Regions from separate parts of the Mus musculus genome. Here region 2 is linked to region 1. Evidence: chromatin loops called from intact Hi-C (ENCODE). Cell type or tissue: left cerebral cortex. All regions are shown on one strand. Each heading gives the region's core, and the rest is flanking DNA. Links, peaks and the distances in the headings are about the cores only. Region 1 overlaps Cdh20 (cadherin 20). Region 2 holds the start of Cdh20 (cadherin 20).

Region 1 (9,221 bases), core at 378-8,377:
GCAAGATGGGGAGGAGGAGGAAGAAAAAGAAAACATAGGTAAAGAAAAATCATTTTTGCAACAAAAATATACACAGTACATTAAAAATACAATATCTTAGTTAAAGAAGTTTTATTCTACTTCATCTCACCTTTCTCCTAAAAATACAATTTCTACTGTTCCAGCTACCTTCTAAAAACAGATCCCGAACAGAAGACCACTACCACTTAAAAAATCACATAAAATCTGAATTACCCATAGGATCTAGGTACAATTATACTTTATTTTGATTTTCATATTTTTTGTATTATGAAGCAACCTTCACACTACAACCCCAACCCCAGGGAACATCATTCACATGGCATTTTATGTAAGCAGTGTTCATGGAGCATGACAGAGCATCCTAGAGTTTGATAGTTCCTACCATGGTATGGTGTTCAGGGGACAGTTCCTTAACAAAACTTCAGTGTGAATTCAGAGAACTAAATATTTGTTCTGGACCTGACTCACTGTCTTTGACTTGGGGGGAGGGGGACCATCTAAACCATACAGACCTTGCTTTCAATCAAGTTAAATTAAGGCCCCGAACTAGTCAAAATGATGAGTTCTAAAATCACTTCCAGATGGTAAATTCTATTATTTCCAATGGAATATATGAAGAAAATTCACCAGAGATTTGATAGGCATGTGGCCAAATGCATAGCTATTCTATGCTTAAATGGGGTTAGCATTATCAAAGATGAAGAACCAATATAAAACTGACAAAGCTAAAAAGACTCACACCCAAATGTAATGTGGAATTTTAAATTGAATCCTGAAATAAGAAAGACACTAAAGGAAAAAATGAGAGAATAAATACAAAATGTAGTTTCAATAAATAAATCAATAAATCTGATTTTAGGTAAAATTTTTAATAGGACAGGCTGTAAGACAAAGATTCTAGAATCATTAACTTTAAAAACTAGGTCACCTCTACTTTCAAATGTTCATTTAAAAATCTATACAGTACAACTCCAGTGATTTTCTGTGTGTTGGATTTCCTTAGTATGAGTATCCTGAAAGATTATGGTCCCACTCTTAGCCACATAGTCATCTTCTCAGAGACTTAATAATCATAGATATGTGCCAGGTATGAGAGGATGAGATTATAAGAACTCAATCAAAGGAGAAAGGTGATTTACCATAAAGCCATAAAGGTCATTAATCATGCAGGGCATGGCAGCATACACATTTGATGACAGGCAGAATAGGGGGGTTTCTGTGAAGGCTAGCCTTGTATAGATAGTGAGTTCTAGTATAGCCAGAACTACCCTATACTTTAAACACACACACACACACACACACACACACACACACACAACCATATCATTTTCTGTTAAGTAATATAAAAAATTATCATATTATTATTTGTTATGTAAATAGAATAGTGATGTTACATACCTTTTAGAATATTTATAAATTACTAAAAATGTTAAAATAGAGCTACAACATTCTAGACATCTTTACTACAGATCTTATAGTCACAGAATATGATCCTCTGACCTTGTCAGTCAATAGGTTTCATAGACCTGTGTGGTCCAGAATCTATCATCTGCTGCTTATTTAAATGCTTTGTCCTAAAATTTGGATTCTCCTATTACCCTTACTTGCCCCTAAATGAGCACAGAAACCAAGAGGCTGGTACATGATAAACATTAGTTCTTTTGGCTCTAGGAGGCAGAAGGGGGGGGGGAAGATTGTATATACATTTGTCAATGTGTACACCTGTGAATACACAGAAATCAAAAGTTCACCTGCTCTACCACTGCTGACCTTATTGCTCTGTGATGGGGTCTCTTACTGAACCTGGGACTAGGCTGGTGGCCAAGAGACTTTAATAATCTTATCTCTGTCCCCTCCCTTATTAGCTGGGTCTTTATGTTGGTGCTGAGATCTGAACTCAGTTCCTTGTCCTTTTTGGAGAAGTCCTCTTACTGCCAAGTTGTCTCTCCTGCCCTGGCTACATTTCTTTATTGTGCTCCTTCAGGTTAGACAATGCAGAGCTCAAGCTGTCCTCGATGTTCTGCAGGATTTGGGAAGTAAATGCCTAGGGCTTCATGAGCCTGTATTCTTCTATTCTTTGTGCTGTTTGAAGGTAATAATCATGTAAGATTCATTTCTTGTATTTGGTGTTTAAAATACAGAAACTATGCACCTCACTGATGGAATAGACTAGTTAACCTTTCTTTTGAGCTATCACTGGCTCCCTTAAAGAGCTAATCCTCACTGACCGCTATCAGATCTATCATCTGGAAGAAACAAATAAAAACCTTAAAACCTGGAAAACAGATAGCAGATCTGTTGATTTTTTTGTCTTGGACTTTCTTCAGAACTGAGAAAAAAATCCTTGTTGTTTCAGTCATTCCGTGATAGACTACCACAGCATCTTGCCATACCCAGATTGGTTAGCTAGGGAGCCTTTATGTTTTTAAAGTGTTTCCATTATAGAATAGCTCTCCAAATCTAGGTGTTTGTTTGTTCGTTTGTTTGTTTGTTTGTTTGTTTTTACTAAAATTGTCCTGCTCTCAAGATATCTTATTCCAAACTTTGTCTCTTTGTCTTTTGGGGTCTTCAATAGTTATGCAATTATATAGTCTGTTGAGCCATGAATAATTTTTAGGTTTTTAGACATAAAAATAGTATTAAGCTTAGAATTCCTTGAAGTTTGGAATAAGATATCTTGAGAGCAGGACAATTTTAGTAAAAACAAACAAACAAACAAACACCTAGATTTGGAGAGCTATTCTATAATGAAAACACTTTAAAAACATAAAGGCTCCTTAGCTAACCAATCTGGGTATGGCAAGATGCTGTGGTAGTCTATCACAGAATGACTGAAACAACAAGGATTTTTTTCTCAGTTCTGAAGAAAGTCCAAGACAAAAAAATCAACAGATCTGCTATCTGACAAGAGCCTCTTCCAGAGAATCTATGGCCTTCTGATTGTATCATCTTTTGTTTGAATCAGAAATCTCCTCACTAAGGATTTTATTATTTTTGAGAAGATTTTTGGGACAGATTCTCATTCTATACCCAAGCTGATCTGAACTCATGGCAATCCTCTTGCCTCAGCCTATTAACTACTGGAGAAAAAAAAATAGGCTTGAGCCACCACCTCAGTTCAAATTTATGCTCACAAAGTTGCTAATCTCATTCTCTACCCTTGTAACCTAATTCCTTCCCTGAGTATTAATGTTCTACACTATCATATTGGGAATTGGTATGTCAATGCACAAATCCTGAAGAACAAAAGCATTTAGTCCATAAGAACCTTTTAAACCAGTGCTCATATTACCATTTTCATTGTATAGATAAGGAAGAAGAGGCATTTTTAATGAGCAAATCCCCTATTCTACCACACACTCCTTCCTGGAGGGGTCAATTTCTCAAGTTGTCAATATTTTGATGATTGGTCATCTGTTGAGGTTTGGTCTTCTGATATGTATTGAAAGGCTAAATACTGGTCCCCAACACCTAGTTGTCTTCTGAGACTAGAGAATGCACTTTCAGACCCAAGTATCAGTATATAACCTTGTCCCACAAGTTATTCCTGATTGGTGAATAAAGACACCTACAGCTTATAGCTAGGTAGAAAACAGGCAGGGTTTTGTGTTCCTGGGCTTGTGGTTGGAGGTGGGGTACCATGAGGAGGAGAGGAAAGAAGTTAGAAAGGGGAGAAGAGTCCAAGGAGTAAGAATCTTGAAAAAATCGTCATGAGGGCTGTTAAGAGCATGTTAAGAGCAGCCCAGACAGAAGATGGCAAGTCATATTGTGGGGTTATTGGCAGGGAAGTAGACATAATAGGAGGTAAATACCTGTTCAGCTCTAGTATATTAAAGATTTATTATAAATATAAAAGTTGTGTGTCTTTTACTGGGAATTGAATACTTAAGTTGGGGTAGAAACCCCAATTAGAGGTTAAATATCTACCACAACAGTCACCTGCCGTTTGACTGGACAACATCTGGGTTAACAGGAGCCATATATAATTCACAGACTTGTTTAAAGGGTCAAATAAAAGAACACACTTTGGGTTTTCTCTTTTTAAGCAGCTATTCTAAATATATAGGGAGTGCATGTAAAATGTGTTGTAAGACCTTAATCCTCTGGGAGAAACAGACCATTCTAGAACCAGGCTAAGCCTCTCCAGGCTCTGCTCTACCCCCTTTCTATAAGTAGGCCTGGAGACTCCATTGCCATGGCAACCTACAGCCAGCTTCTGTGTGACCCAACACCATGGCTGCCTCTCATCTCTCTTACATCTAATTTTAAAATGTAAATCTACAGTGAACAATCTGGATTCATAGCTGACTCCTTTTATTAGTTACTCTCTTAAACACATCTTAAGAACTCACACATTGAGCACAACATGATTTAAAATCATTGTGTCCTTGTGCTCTGAGGATCTCCCCTGCCTCCCCCATGTCTTATTTCCAAATCTGTTTCTTATTCTTCTTTTGCCCTCCACCCACTTCTATCTCACTGTTAGTGGCTACATATTGAACCAACATATCACTTATTGTTTGTTAAATCTCAAAATAAGGTGTTCTGAAGTTAATGAGAAGAGGTATTTTGGAACATTCAAAATACCTCTTTTCAAAATGAAATGGGTGACAATGCTGCCATCAAAGGTATCTTGGAAGGTGTTTCTTTCTACATCAAGCCACATAGCTCCCTCTCTTTCAAAGTCAGCCAGCAATTCTCAGTTCTGTCACACAATGGACAAGCAGCTGTCTCCATGGCCCTCTTTGATTCTGCGTTTGGCTGTAGAACCCCCCTCAGGTTGGAGAAACCAGAGAACAGAGGTCACAGCTGATAGGTCCTCTGGTTCCTTCAGGACTGAGTAGAAGCAGAAGGGCCCATACATGGGAACCTAACATGAAGGTAGACTATGCATAAGCGTTTGAGAGCAGAAGTCAAGCTTGCAAATACATGCGAAGTAATGAAGGCAAATTAGCCTGGAAGTTGTGTTTGTTGTGTGGGAAGGTGATGGCAGAGTAAATCTTCCAAATTTAAGTGGATTTTGTGTTAATTGCTGAAAGTACATAGACGTGTAGCTTTAAATCTCACTCGTGGGGAGCTGGTGTTGAGCTTTTTGGTTTCTTTTATTATCCTCTCAAATGACTCCATTCCTTGTTTGTGTTTACTTGAGAAGCACAGATCTATTTCTGAATAGGTCTACAACTTTAAGTGCTTTAAGAAACTTCTTTTTAATACTAGCTAGTTAATTGTATGGCAATGGCTCCTAAGTGGAACATTATATCTATCAGTCTAAGAGCTGCTCTGGATATAACAGCTTCAGTCATGCCACTATAATTGTTTCTATTATTATTATTTAGAGCATTTGGAGAGCTGAAAATTAAATATGCCTCAATCCACTACTATCCTAGTCATTGCTCATCTTAGTGCTAAGTAAAGACTAATGAAATTTTACCAAGACCAATAAAATTATTTTCTGAATTTTCTCATAATGAAATGCAGGTCATTGTAAACAAATGTCTTTCCTTCTCTTTCCTTCTCTGCAATGGGGAGGTTTTGTGTGCACTGCCTTAAAAAAAAAAAAAACAAAAAAAAAACAAAAAAAAACAAACAAAAAAAAAAACATGCACTTAGTGAAGAGAGATTTGAAGTAGCAGGAAATGGACAAAAGTAACCAGTATTCAAAGGGAATCCCTGTGAGCTTGTGTGGGAAATAACCCGAATCCCGTGTCAGTTACTTTCCTTGTTGTTGTGACCTACATTCTGACAAAAGACAGCCTGTGGGAAGAGGGTTTATTTTGGTTCCAGGTTTGAGGGTACAGTTTACTGAAGTGTGGACAGATGGCAGAAGAGCAGCTGGATGAGTGTGTAGCTGCTTGCTCATATCTCACTGGATCAGAAAGCAGAGACCGCAAAGGACCTGAGGCTAGACTATGGCCCTAAGGGATTAACTCCAGCAACTTACTTCCTCCCCGCCCCAACGCCCCCCCCCCCACCTCCAACCCCACACTGGACCTTGGCTTTTCAAGGTTCCACAACCTCCCACAATAGCACTTGTTAAAACCCAAGATCCTGAGGACAAAACACCCAACAACCAGAAATGGACACATATTGAGAGAAGGACCAACTGAGCAAATAGACCTAAACCACAGGTATGTGTGTGATCTAGCTAGCCCTGAGTGCTCATTATAGAACCCACCCTATTGACAGCCATTTGTGAGCCTTACAAATGCAAATCCTCAGGGCCCTTCCCACACTGGCACTGACCTATACAGAATCTCCATGTTCACAAGATCTCGGAGTTTTCCGTTGCACATTAGATCTGAGGAACCCAGCAACATCATCTCAGAAAACTCTCAGGGATGAAGAGAAAGTCCCCATTTAACCTCCAGGTTTACTGAGGGATGTGCTAGTCCCTCACTTCAGGGAATACAGGTGCAGTAGTGATCCTGCAGGTGGGGGACTGGGGCTTTAAAGACCCAAATCAACCGGCACTATCTGGGGCCTGGAGCAGGAGAGAGGGAAGAGGGGAAAGTGGTGTGCATTTCATTCCGGCTAACTGTTGTAAAGAAAAGCTCTCCTTGGAGGTGCTTGACTTTCTTCCCTGTGTGATGTTATTGGATTTGATTTCTTTTCTTCCAGAGGACACATTGGTTTCAAAAGCAATGACCTAAATTCCTTATTCTACCCAGACACTTTCCATTTGGCAGCCCAAAGCAGGTTTCGCATAGACTGAGCTCACAGCTCACTGAATAGGATTAGAATTTTGAGTTTGAAATTCCACAGGCATTTTAGAGTCAAGAAAAGGTTTAGGGAAATAAATAAACATTAACAGGTGACCTTGTTATAATTCTGCCAGGAAATGCTCATCTCGGAGCCATCTTGGATTAAGTTTCTCTACTTAGCCCTAGGTTCAAAACAACAGATTTTATGCTAAATTTCATGTAGGGAAATGACAAAAAAAAAGAGTATACTTGGATACAAAATATATGCAATTTAACTGCAGTAGCAGCAAATATGGCAAATATATATAGTAGTGTGACCATGTAGAGATAAGGGGGACACTGTATCTGGTTTCCCTACAACAGCTGGTGCCTTGACCTTCACTCCCTACTAAGAGTCCACTCTTGATTCTGATTCTGCACCCATGAGGCCTGCTTTAATGCAGCTCAGATTCTGAAACAATCTACCTGGGGTGTTGTCAGATCCTGAGGCTGAAGTTTTAATGTCCCCAACTGCTAATCCTGTACATCAGATACCAGCTGTGTGCCCCAGGATGTTAACCCTGCACTTCCAACCAGCCAGTCAGGGTGCCTACCACCCCTTCACCAGAGTTGTTAGATTTGCTTCAGGGTTCACAGAAAGGAACCACTGGGTTTTGTTTGTATTTATTTGTTTGTTTTTAAGTAAAATGAGATAGATGTTTAAAATCTCAAGTATAGAGCTGATTATGGCAAAGTCAGAACAGGCATATGGAGCCATCATGGACTCCCTCCTGAGAAACCTCCACTTGTTCAGCTAGCCAAAGGCTCCCGGAATTGTGCCCTTTTAGATTGTGGAGAGTCCCTTCGTAAGTACAAGAGACGCATAGACAACCATGTAGAAAGGGGATAGGACAAAGAGTATGGTATTGTGCTGGTAGGGACTAGCACCTGTGACTCACATTTTTCCAGTAACAGAATGTGACCTAAAACTTTACCAAAATAGCCAACATTATTCTATTTTTGCTTTTTTTTTTACCTTTAAAAACAAGGAATACTCAGTAATCACGCTAATCTAAGCTACATAATTAGTAGTTCATCAAATTTCTATCAGAAGAATCAAGGGTGTCTTGGTCCCCTCTGTGGTAGCAAACAATAACAGGAACTAAAAGCTTAAGACTCTAGTGTGCGTAGTGCTCACGCCTAAGATCAACATGCTGGAGGCTTAGGCAGGAGGATCTCAAGTTTAAGGGCAGCCTGAGACACTTTGGGGTGAGGAGGGAAAGGCCCTAGGATAAGACTCACTACTAAAAGTGGAAAGGAACCCTTAAAGTTTGACAGCAGCACTTCTACATGACTCACCTGAGGCTCAGGGTAGCAGATAAAGTTAAGACCAACAGCTTCATAGAAGGGAAGAAGTTCACATTATAAATACTACAAACAACTCACAGTAACATGAGTCACTCATTGATAACCTGTGAATGTTTAGAAAGCACCACTCATACTATGTTACCATTCTCGACTGAACATAGAATGGTAAATTACCCCTGTGTTTCCAGTCCTGTGCCAATATTCAAGTAGATGCCAACTTCCCAGACCAGAACATTCTCGCCTTCCTCATGTACTGTTCTCCCAGTGTTCTTTCTGTTTGGGAACCTTTTCCATTCCTTGTGGGCTCCTGGAAAGACACCTCAGAGTCTGTTTCTGTTTTCTGGCTTCCACCAATTATCCTGACTCCTCTCTATCACCTTTTTATCCAAAAGAGCCCCACACTAATAAACTAACATCCTCCTGGGAGTAGATTCATGGTTATTATCAGACTCTGGCCAATTTCCTAACCCCAAAATATTAAATGCCATATCCTCAACTATGAAGTGCCAGGTACTGTCAATAAACATGTTTGAAAGGTATTGAAAAGGCGGGTGGAAGGGTTCTTGGCTTTCCATTGTCACCTTTATATGGCCATTTGTCCCAAGAGCAGACAAGAGTCAAACTGGAGCAAGGTCTTTTCAACATATTCCCCCCAAAACTCAAAGGACTTGCTTGGATTCTCCCTCCTTATACTCAACATTCCCACTCAAACACTATAGTGTGTGCTGCCTTGTTAATCTTGCCACTAGTGAAGAAATGTGTGTGAGACAGGATGCCCAGGAAAGAAGCTGTATCTACTCTGATCAGATGGGATGTTGTACTCAGTGGCAGAGCACTTGCCTCACATATGCAATGTTCCAGGTTCAATCCCCAGTACCAATTTTTTTTAAATTAACAAATATGTTGTGAATGTGTCTCCTCAGTGGCTAAGATCACTTGTTGCTCTTGCATAGGACCAGAGTTTGGTTTCTAGGTGACTCATAATCACCTACAACTCTATCTCTGGGGGATCTGATGCACTCTTCTGGCCTCTGTAGACATCCATAGTCACTTGTGTATAAATACAAACATGTGCACTTAAAATAATAAAGTAAGTCTTTTAAAAATAATTTTAAAAACTTCAAAAGAAATGTAAACTCAAAAGACCCTAAG
Region 2 (9,221 bases), core at 600-8,599, 130 kb before region 1:
CAATGATGGGAAGAAACCCAAAAAGCTCTCACCGGAGTACTGTAGGGAAGTAGACAGGCAGAATCAAGTAGAATCTTAGCTGCTGGTCAGCTGTACCAAAGCTGCAATTAGTAACCCTTCCTGCCTCAGTAACCTCCCACTCGGGGTAGGAATGGAAGTGGTCCTTTCTAAACATGCTTTCTACGTGACCTCAGGAAGAAAGGTCAGAACTGTGAAACAGGAAGTGCCTTCTAGATTGATCATGCCTAAACCAAATCCCTCAGGTACTGTTTGATTGGTTGATTGACTTGAAGCAGGATCTCTTATTGGCCTGGAATTCACCAAGTGGGCTGGGCTGGCTGGTTAGTGAGCCCCAGGGCTCACCCTTGATCCACTTGTCTCTATCTGGTGCTTCCATTTTCCTTTTGTTTGTTGGTTTGTTTTTTATTTTGTTTTGTTTTGGCTTAGTTTAATTTGGCTTGTTTGTTTGTTTTTTCATGCGGGCTGTGGGAAACAAACTGAACATCTTGTTGGAGACACTCACTACACACTGAGCTAAATCTCCCTAATCGTTCTGAATGATTGACAGAAGATGACTTCACAACATCCCTACTTAACCCATACACCGAAAACTGTAATAGTGCTATGAGGATAAAGAAATCATGACATTTTCTAAACAGTCCACGAATCAAGCTGCCTCTCTCATCTCCCCAGGACCCATTCTCTGAAAACTGTCAATGGAGTGGGGCTGAATCCTCAAGGTCAAAGTGTTAACACCATCTTCTCTCAGACCCCTTCTTTTTTCTCTTTTTCTGTTCTTATCGTGGACTGCTTCTTCCAGAATCCAGAGTCTTCTCAAAATAAGTCACCTCAACTTCCTGGCAAAGTTTAGATGTACTCCCACCCCTACCCCCAACACTCACACTGGTGTCTTCCTGCCCTCTGTTCCCTTTCATCCCTCTCTGGGTTAGCACTTTCTAACTCCCCCAGCCAATAAAGGAGTTTAAACATTTAAATGCGGTTTTTAAACTGCATTTAAAGAATTAACCCATTTTGCCCCTCGCTGGTCTAAACCACGGGGTGCCAACCGGACTTTAATTGCTTTCTTCTGGTGTGGTTCCAGACAGCTCCTCAGAAGGAAGGAGCGCACATTCCTGGCACCAATTGGCTAATTCAATTTACTTCAACGGCATTAGCCTCTGTCAGAATATTCATGAGCGGGGAAACAAGACCCGCGGTACACGCAGGAGGCAGCCACTCGGGCTAGAAAACGCGCGAAGGAGGGGAAGAAGCGGACCGCGCGCTGGTCTTAAAGGACGGTGACCAGAAGAACCAGGCAGCTCTTTTCACCCTCCTGGCAGAGAGCTGAGGGCCGTGGGCATCAGCGGATTTGCTGCTCTTGTCATCAGCTCTCCACTGCCAGAGATCGAGCGGAGACTTTGGAAACATCCGAAGGCTGTAAAGCTGTGACACTTTTGACTTGGGGGGAAGGGGGTGGGGCGGGGGCACAGAGGCGAGCTGAGGCGAAGGGACTCGGCAGGACACCCGTTCGCCCAATGAGGAAGGCAGCGATATGAGCTGGACACCCGCCACTACGGAGTCTCCACGTCTCTGGAGAGTCGCCGGCTGTGCCAGGTAAAGCTGAGGGCTCCCGTCGGTCCCCATGCATCTGGCCCCAGGCACAAGAGGTCACTCTGGGGAAGCCAGGTGCACTGTGCACAGTCCAGCTCTGCTTAGCGCCTTCCCCTCAACTCTCCGCCGCCTAGGGGACCTCCCTGCCGACCTGGGTTCCACTTCCTGGGACTTTTCGGGGACAGGGTGCAGGAAGGGATGTACTCAGCTAGTGGCATGCTCTGTGTGTAAGAAAGCTGCTGCACAGCGGAATAGCCAGGCAGGTGGAGGGTGCTGTGCACTGGAATGTGCTCGCTGGATGATGGTGACATGGGGAGCGCGGGGTGCCAGAGCGCTTAACCTGGGCGCTTCGCTTCCCTTGAGGTCACCAGCATCTCCATACTGCCAAGGGAGAGGATGCCCGAGTCCCCAACGAGGTAGTTGTGCTCAGAGCTGAGGATCCTAGGCACCCAGTGACCGATCCTGGCTCTGGGATGAGAGGCGCCGCTGCAACAAAGCTCAGCGGTGGGAGGAGAATGTGGTGTGGTGGTGACTCTAGTCCCTGCCACCTGCCGGACATCACCAACTCCCCGGATTTCCTGTCTCACAGTCCTGGCAATCCCTGGGAAAGCTCTTAATGGAGCGCGGGTGGTTTGAGCTCTGCTTGTCCTGCTGGTGGTGTTTGGAAGAGCCCGGAGGTGATGGGGCGAGTAAAGGAGTCAGAGAAGGTGAAACATTCAGATCTACAAAGAAAATGCCTCCGCGATATCGCAAACTGTCCTTAGCACTAAGACAGAAGCTTTGCTGGCCTCCAAGCTGTGGCAGCTGAATATGGGAAGGGGGTGGGGGGGGGGGGAGGGTTACAGCTTTAAGGCAACGCCAGAGTCTTTTAGTGATTTCCTAGCTGAGCTTATGTACGGGAGGAGGAAGTGGGGCTGGAACCCTGGCACGCGAGAATAGAGGAGTTAAGCGCTGGGTAGATTCGTAGATTCGGAGTTTACTGTGAAATCAAAACAATTATTATTAACGTTGTTTTTACATGCTTGGACATCAGGAAGATTGGAGTTTGGGACTTTGATAATAGCAGGGAAATTGAGTCTGTAAGCGCTGTCCCTCACATAATGTAAGCGGACCTCCTCTGGTCTCTGATTTGCCTCCATCAAAGAAAACAAATGCCTCAGAATTGTAGTGTCAGGGACCTGGCAGAGGATTGTGAACTGTATCTAGCTGAGAACAGCACAAACAACAGAAAGTCTTAACAGTAATGCAAGGCACTGTTTCCCTATCCACAATCCGTCCTGTCTCTTCTCAAGGTGGAGGCAGAGCCACCCTGAACTCCATACTTGACCCAGCTTTTCCTTCTGCTGCCCCGGGTACTCACTTGCTTCCAGTTACAGAACCCCTACAGCCTTTTGAGCTTCCTAGTGTGAGCAACCTTCCCTTTAGTTTTAGGAGGAAGCCTCAAGGACACCTGAGGTTGGTTGCTACCCTCTTGGCTTAGCCCTTGATCAGATCTGTTCCAGGGCACAGGCTTGGCCCTGCTGAGGAAGCAGAAAACAAGGCAGGACTATGGAAGTCCTGGCAGTCACTGCGTGCAGGAGATGAGGTCAAACCTCTGTGCTGCCCACATCCTTTCCTGCCAAAGAAGAAAGAGAGACAAATAGTGTGCAAGTAGGACATAGATAAATGAAATCAAGCTCCTAGAGTCAGCTGGGCTGTGGCCACTGACTTTGGGGTGACCTTTACTGTGCTTCCGATTTCCCCTTTGCCAACGCACTGAGCAGTCTTTCTGATGGGACTCTACTCAGGAGATGGTCTAATTTTGTATTTTAGAAAGTGCTTTGAGCACACTGAGAAAGGACAGTCTATAAACTACGACATGTTAATGTTCTGTGAAAAGTTTGCTACTGCACAGGTTAAGGAGGTACATTTTTAGCAAGTGTGCCATGTGGCAGTGTGACATTAAAATGGAAAAGCAAAGTACAATCATAAAAAAATGACTTAGCGTTCTTGACATTTTTGTGCATACTTGTGGGAAAGTTATCTTTAATTTGGGGAGAGTTGCTGGGGAATTTATTCAATGTTTGTACGACTGGACCACTCCCCTCCTACCTTTCTCCTCAGTAAAATTATATGACCCAGTTCTCACCAGAGAGGCACTGTGACTGTCGTTAGCGCTGGGGGTTGAGAGGAGAGACTGAGGGTTGCTAGGAGAATGTCTGCCAGTTGGGCTTTCAAGACTGGAGGTAAGGTGCAGAGCAGTTAAGTGTTCTAGAATGATGAGTGAACCCAGCATGGCTTTTCCTGTGTGCTCTGATTCACTCCATCAGATGGTGTGAGGGGTCCTTTTGCTACCTCTGTTAGGAAACTTCAAATCAGTGGTTCTCAGCTTGTGGTTTGCATCCTTTGGGGGCCAAGTGACTCACAGGGGTCACCTAAGACCATGGGAAAACACAGAGATTTACAATTAGAGTTATGAAGTAACAACATAAATAATTTTATTATTGTAGTCACAATATAAGCAGCTATGTTAAAGGGTTGCAGCGTTAGGAAAGTTGACGACCATCACTTTAAGTGATGGCAGTGCCTGCTCCTGACTTTTGCACTGGAAGGACTTCTTTTTTTCTTCTTCCAGACTGGAACAGGGAAGTATTTACCATCCCAGAGGACTCAGAAGTCTGTTTGCAGACCCTGATGTGATTCTCAATTTTCCTCTCATTCAGGAGCTGCTAGTCTACAGCTGTTGATGAATTTAAATAAATGGCTGGACCTCATCAAGAGAGCCACTGAGAAACACTGATGTCTTCTGGTGACAAAGCTAGAGAAAGGCCTTTGAGCTAGAAAGTTGAGAGTTTTGAAATGAAAATAAAACCCTGATTTCTCTCTACCCATCTACCAATTCTTACGTTTTCCCCCTCATAGTAATGAGAACTGTTTACTCAAGCATTTTATTTACTTAGTTGTACAGTCTTGAACTTTAAAATGTGGTTTGTCTAGTAGCAGTCTAGGGAAGGAGGTAAAATGTACAGAGACACGGAAGGAAGAGCTGCTGTGGCTAGGACATAAATCAGCCAGGATATATGGGGGGTGATGAGAATAGGTCTTTTCACCCTTAAAAAAAAAAAGAAGAAGTCCACTTTGGAAGAAAAAGAAGTCTGATTATTGGGATCCCAGCCTGAAACTCAGGCAGCTGATGCCGAGAGGAGCCAAAGGGTGGTTCTTCTTAGTTTAGAGACAGCAAGACAGCCTCTGCCAAAGGCGGCTGTAAACACGGGATAAAGATTTCATTGTGAGGTGGTGTGACTGGAATAATTACAGCTAACTGTCCATTCTAACCTGCAGTGCTGCAATCAGGGCTGCAAAGCAACAAAAATAAGAGCAACTGGGGACATAAGAAAGTGGCATTTACTACTTTCATTTTCCCTTCATTTACTTCGTGGCAGCACTTGGTAGTGGTTGGGGTGGAGAGAGTGGAGAGCTGAGCCATCACTCTGTGACCCCCTTCTATTCTGTTTTGACTGGGGACAAGATTTTTCATGTCTTAAAGCCAGCATATGATGCTATATTAAGAATAATTGTGTTCAATACCTCCAATATTAATTAGTGAAATATTAGCCTTTACTTTCATTGTCAATGCAATCAAAATATATAAAAAATGTTACCAGACCCTTGTTCTTCTTTAGCGCTTTTCACAGGCATTTAAAGTTCAAGGAGACAATTTTCCATTCTTGATACTTATTAATTTTCTCCTTTGAAATAAATTGCACACAATGACTAATGCTGTACATTGCATCAAAGATATACCCTCCTCTCGATTTATATCTGCATTTAAAGACAAAAGAAAACATATTTTGAATGACCAAGAATGTCTAGGCAACTGAGCATTTGTAGTTATTAGAGGCATAATAGACAGAAGAAGTTGGGAGCACAGAGAGCAGGTGACCCTTAGTGTTCAAGACAGGCAAGTGGAAACACATGTATTCATGAGAGAGCATACTCCCACAGTCCTAATATTGGCATAGAACATGGATCGAAGTTGTTTCTGCTTGAATTGAAAATGGGCTATCTTTAAGTGTCAGTGTTAAGTATAATTGTTCTGGGAATAAAAAGCACTGTTATAGAGAAAGCATAATGAAGTAAGATAAGGTCATGCAGCCTTGAGGAGAGAAATACTCAATTTCTCTTGGATAGTCATCTTGTCTCTTTGTTTAAGAAGGATGACACTATCTTTACTAACCTTTAGGGGTTTTATCCACCATGAATCAAAAGGTACCACAAAGGCAAAACACTTGCTAGATGTTACAAAATGTAAATGGTTCAAAATATAGAACTATCTAGCTCTCAGCAGAAAAAAAATCTATTTCATGAAATGCACTTTCTATAGCAATTAAAAATAGAAAGTCACATTGCCACATTAAGTTATGGCAACAACCCATTTTAAAGAGAAATTTAGGCTTTTCACATTTAATTGCTATTCATGGCTTGCTGAGTAGTTTTCCAGAATAATCCACCATCTCTTGCTAACAGAGATGGTCTAGTTGAGAACATTCCTAATTACACATGGACTGACAATTTTAGAACCCTGGGAACACTCTACTTAAAGCATTACTCAAGTACAACACAAAATAAAATGGCCCAACTTGCTTCAAAGGATGTCTTAGCGTTTAAGCGACCATAAATCAGAGAGCATTTGGTTTGGAGGTATATCAGCTCAGTAAAAGAGGAAAGAAGCCACAAATCTTGACTGCTTTTTAAAACAAATAAAGCTTCTTTAATTCCATTCACTTTTTCTACAAACATAAGCATCAGTTCTCTGCAACTGTACCCGTGCCAAAAATACACACATGGGGATGACAAGAGGGTAAAGGCGCTTGCTGCCAAGCCTGATGATCCAAGTGTGATCCCTAGATCCACATGGCTGAAAGTGAGACTGGACTTCAGAGACTTATCTGATCTTTATGTACATCTATCAATAAATCACACTTGGAATTCCTGAAATGATGGTTTTGTTGCTTTTGGTTTGGTTTGGTTTGGTTTGGTTTGGTTTGGTTTGGTTTGGTTTGCAATTTTTAGGATAGCTTGGCAATCTGAGTTTAGAGCATGTTCTGGTGAATGTAGTTGTCTCTTAAGAAAAAAGAGACATCTCTTATAAAAGAGATTAGAGTTTTAGTTCCTAGCTTCCTTTATAGCTCCTAATTTGAATTTTACTTGTGGTATCATCTTAATAAATATATGATGTTTTTTTTAACATGGTTTTTATCTTTTGTGTTGTGTTGGGATAGTATTGAAGTACTGTACTACTGGGCTTTGCCCCTAGCCCTTAATTTTTTTAAGGAAACTTTAAGAGTTAAATCATATTTAAGGTATATAGCAGGATATTATAACACACATTGAAAAGTAACATCCTTACTTTAGTCAAACAGACTGAGCATCCCCACCATCTCACACAGTTGCCCATCTTCCTATGAAAGAACAGCCACCATCCACTCATTTGGGCAAAAGCGTGCTACACTGTGATGCTCTCAACTACTGTCCCCAGCGTTGAACTTGTTTCGCTTCCACATTTCTATCCTTTGCTCTACATCTCAACACCACCCCCAGCCTTGACCCTGGTGAATGGTGCTTTTCTTTTTCTTTCTACATCTCTCTCCTTGCCCATTTTTACAATCATATAAGTGAAGTCATGCAATATTATTCTTTCTCTGCATAGTGTATTTACTCTGCTGAATGTGCTTCAGGTCCATGCATATATAGTTGAGTAATACACCTTCATATACATGTGCCAGTTTATCCACTCACCAGTAGCTATACCTGGACTGCTTTGTACATTGACTGCTGTGGCTGGTGCTTCAGTAAACATGAATTTGAAAGTGCTATTACAAGGTGATGACCGCATTTCTCTTGGTATTCTTTCAGAAGAAAGAGTCAGAGACATATGGTGGCCCCATTTGGCTTCTATAGTAAGTTCCATGTTGCTTTCCATGATGGTGGCTATTTTACTCTACATTTCTGCCATTAATGTACAAGAATTCCTACTTATCCACACCCTCATGAACATTTATTACTTCTTTTAATTATCATAAATCAATGGTAGCAGCTCTGAAGTGATGTAATGATTTTGATAGTCATTTCTCTGATGATTAGAGATGTTGAACACCCTTTCACCATTTGATGTACTTGTATTCTTATTTCCCCTTTAGGAAGATGTTTATTCAAATCCTCTGCTTGTTTGTTTAATTTCAATGCTATGTTTTCATGTTAGGTTGCTTGATTTCTTCATAATTCTTGGACACTAAACCCTGGTCTGACATGTGATTTTCAAATCTTATTTCCTATCCTGTAGGCTGCCCTTTCATTCCAGTGATGGTTTCTTTTATGTGCAGACTTTTAGTTTTGATGGTTTTCTATAATGTAAGTAGAATTAAATCAATGGCATGTTCAAGTTAGATGTATTCACTCTACTTAAACCTAAATTTCCTAATGGTCTTGTTTTTTGTTTTTTGTTTTTGTTTTGTTTTGTTTTGTTTTTTAAACAAGCAAGATGTTCCCAATTGTAGTAATTATTGCTAAGGTTACATAGTGAACATGGAGTAGACAAGAGAGTAGAAACTCTGCAAGTTAAGCTGGCAGTGGTGGCGCATGCCTTTAATCCCAGCACTCGGGAGGCAGAGGCAGGCACATTTCTTAGTTCAAAGCCAGCCTGGTCTATAAAGTGAGTTCCAGGACAGCCAGGGCTACACAGAAAAACCCTGGCTTGAAAAACCAAAATAATAATAATAATAATCTTCAAATTAAATACTTGTACATATTTTTTTATTTTAGTTCAGATACTGAATTGCTTCTATTCACATAAGCTACTTGAAACGTGCAGTCTTTCTATAATAAAGGAGATGCTATCTCTTGATGTTTTTCAGTTGTCAGGCACCTATGTTTTAAGTACTGAGTCCCAATCACACCAATTATTATTAAATTTCTGCATGATCTTCTTGTATCACCTAATTATGGGGTAATTAATGAAGGGAGTACCTTTTCCATGACAAGGGCTACATCTGATGGTCACACAACTTTTTGTGACACATGGCCAAATGTCAGGCTCAACTATAAAACTGCAGCCCTGTGCTTACAATATCTGGAGGCACCAGAGAAATTCAAGGCCTCCCACTCACATCATAAACCTGTGACCTCTAGCACTGCCTTACAGTAAGATAAGTTGCCTTATCTTTCCATGCTAAGGTTCAAAATCAGATGCTTCTGAGGAACCTAAATGTAAGTAAATTGTACCCTGTGTTTTATCCTCGTTTAAATGTTGAATGAACATGATGGTTTTAGGCTTTTCCAGAAAACACACATAGCATAATATATTGGCACAATTGGGATTCAGAGGTCATTAGAAATTCTAGGTAGAATTATCATGAAGATTCAATTACCTCTTGTTTCTTGACAAGGTTGATTACTAGGCTGTGGTCAAAGTTGTTTAGAAAAATGTGAAGTGCAGCTTCTTTCCTCTCTGCTTGACATCTTTGGGCAAATCAAATTCTGATTTCCATTTTCTATCAATATTTTAAAAGATAGCTTAGTAAATAGACTTATAATATATTGAATAGAAATTTTTAAGTATACCTAAGTCTAAA

Evidence for each region. Peaks named below come from ENCODE experiments on the same cell type or tissue, not always from the same donor. Only the 100,000 strongest peaks of a DNase experiment are listed, where the experiment ranks them.
Region 2: it touches region 1 in a loop (5-fold over the local background); 4 of 42 quality-filtered maps call a loop at or near these places.

What each region holds. Positions count from the first base shown.
Region 1 is chr1:104,897,816-104,907,036 of GRCm38, forward strand. All of the region lies in intron 1 of Cdh20 (cadherin 20), which reads left to right. Among named protein-coding and RNA genes, the nearest start is that of Cdh20, 130 kb to the left of the region's middle. In left cerebral cortex, for the core only: no CTCF peak of the experiment used is centred there; DNase peaks (open chromatin) are centred at 4,235, 4,940, 5,792 and 6,683; H3K27ac peaks cover 919 bases.
Region 2 is chr1:104,767,285-104,776,505 of GRCm38, forward strand. Cdh20 (cadherin 20) reads left to right here and starts at 1,236. Exons shown (of 12, transcript NM_011800.5): 1 at 1,236-1,614. In left cerebral cortex, for the core only: a CTCF peak has its summit at 2,196 (motif pointing left); DNase peaks (open chromatin) are centred at 1,252, 1,631, 1,848, 2,117 and 8 more places; H3K4me3 peaks cover 4,285 bases; H3K27ac peaks cover 5,357 bases.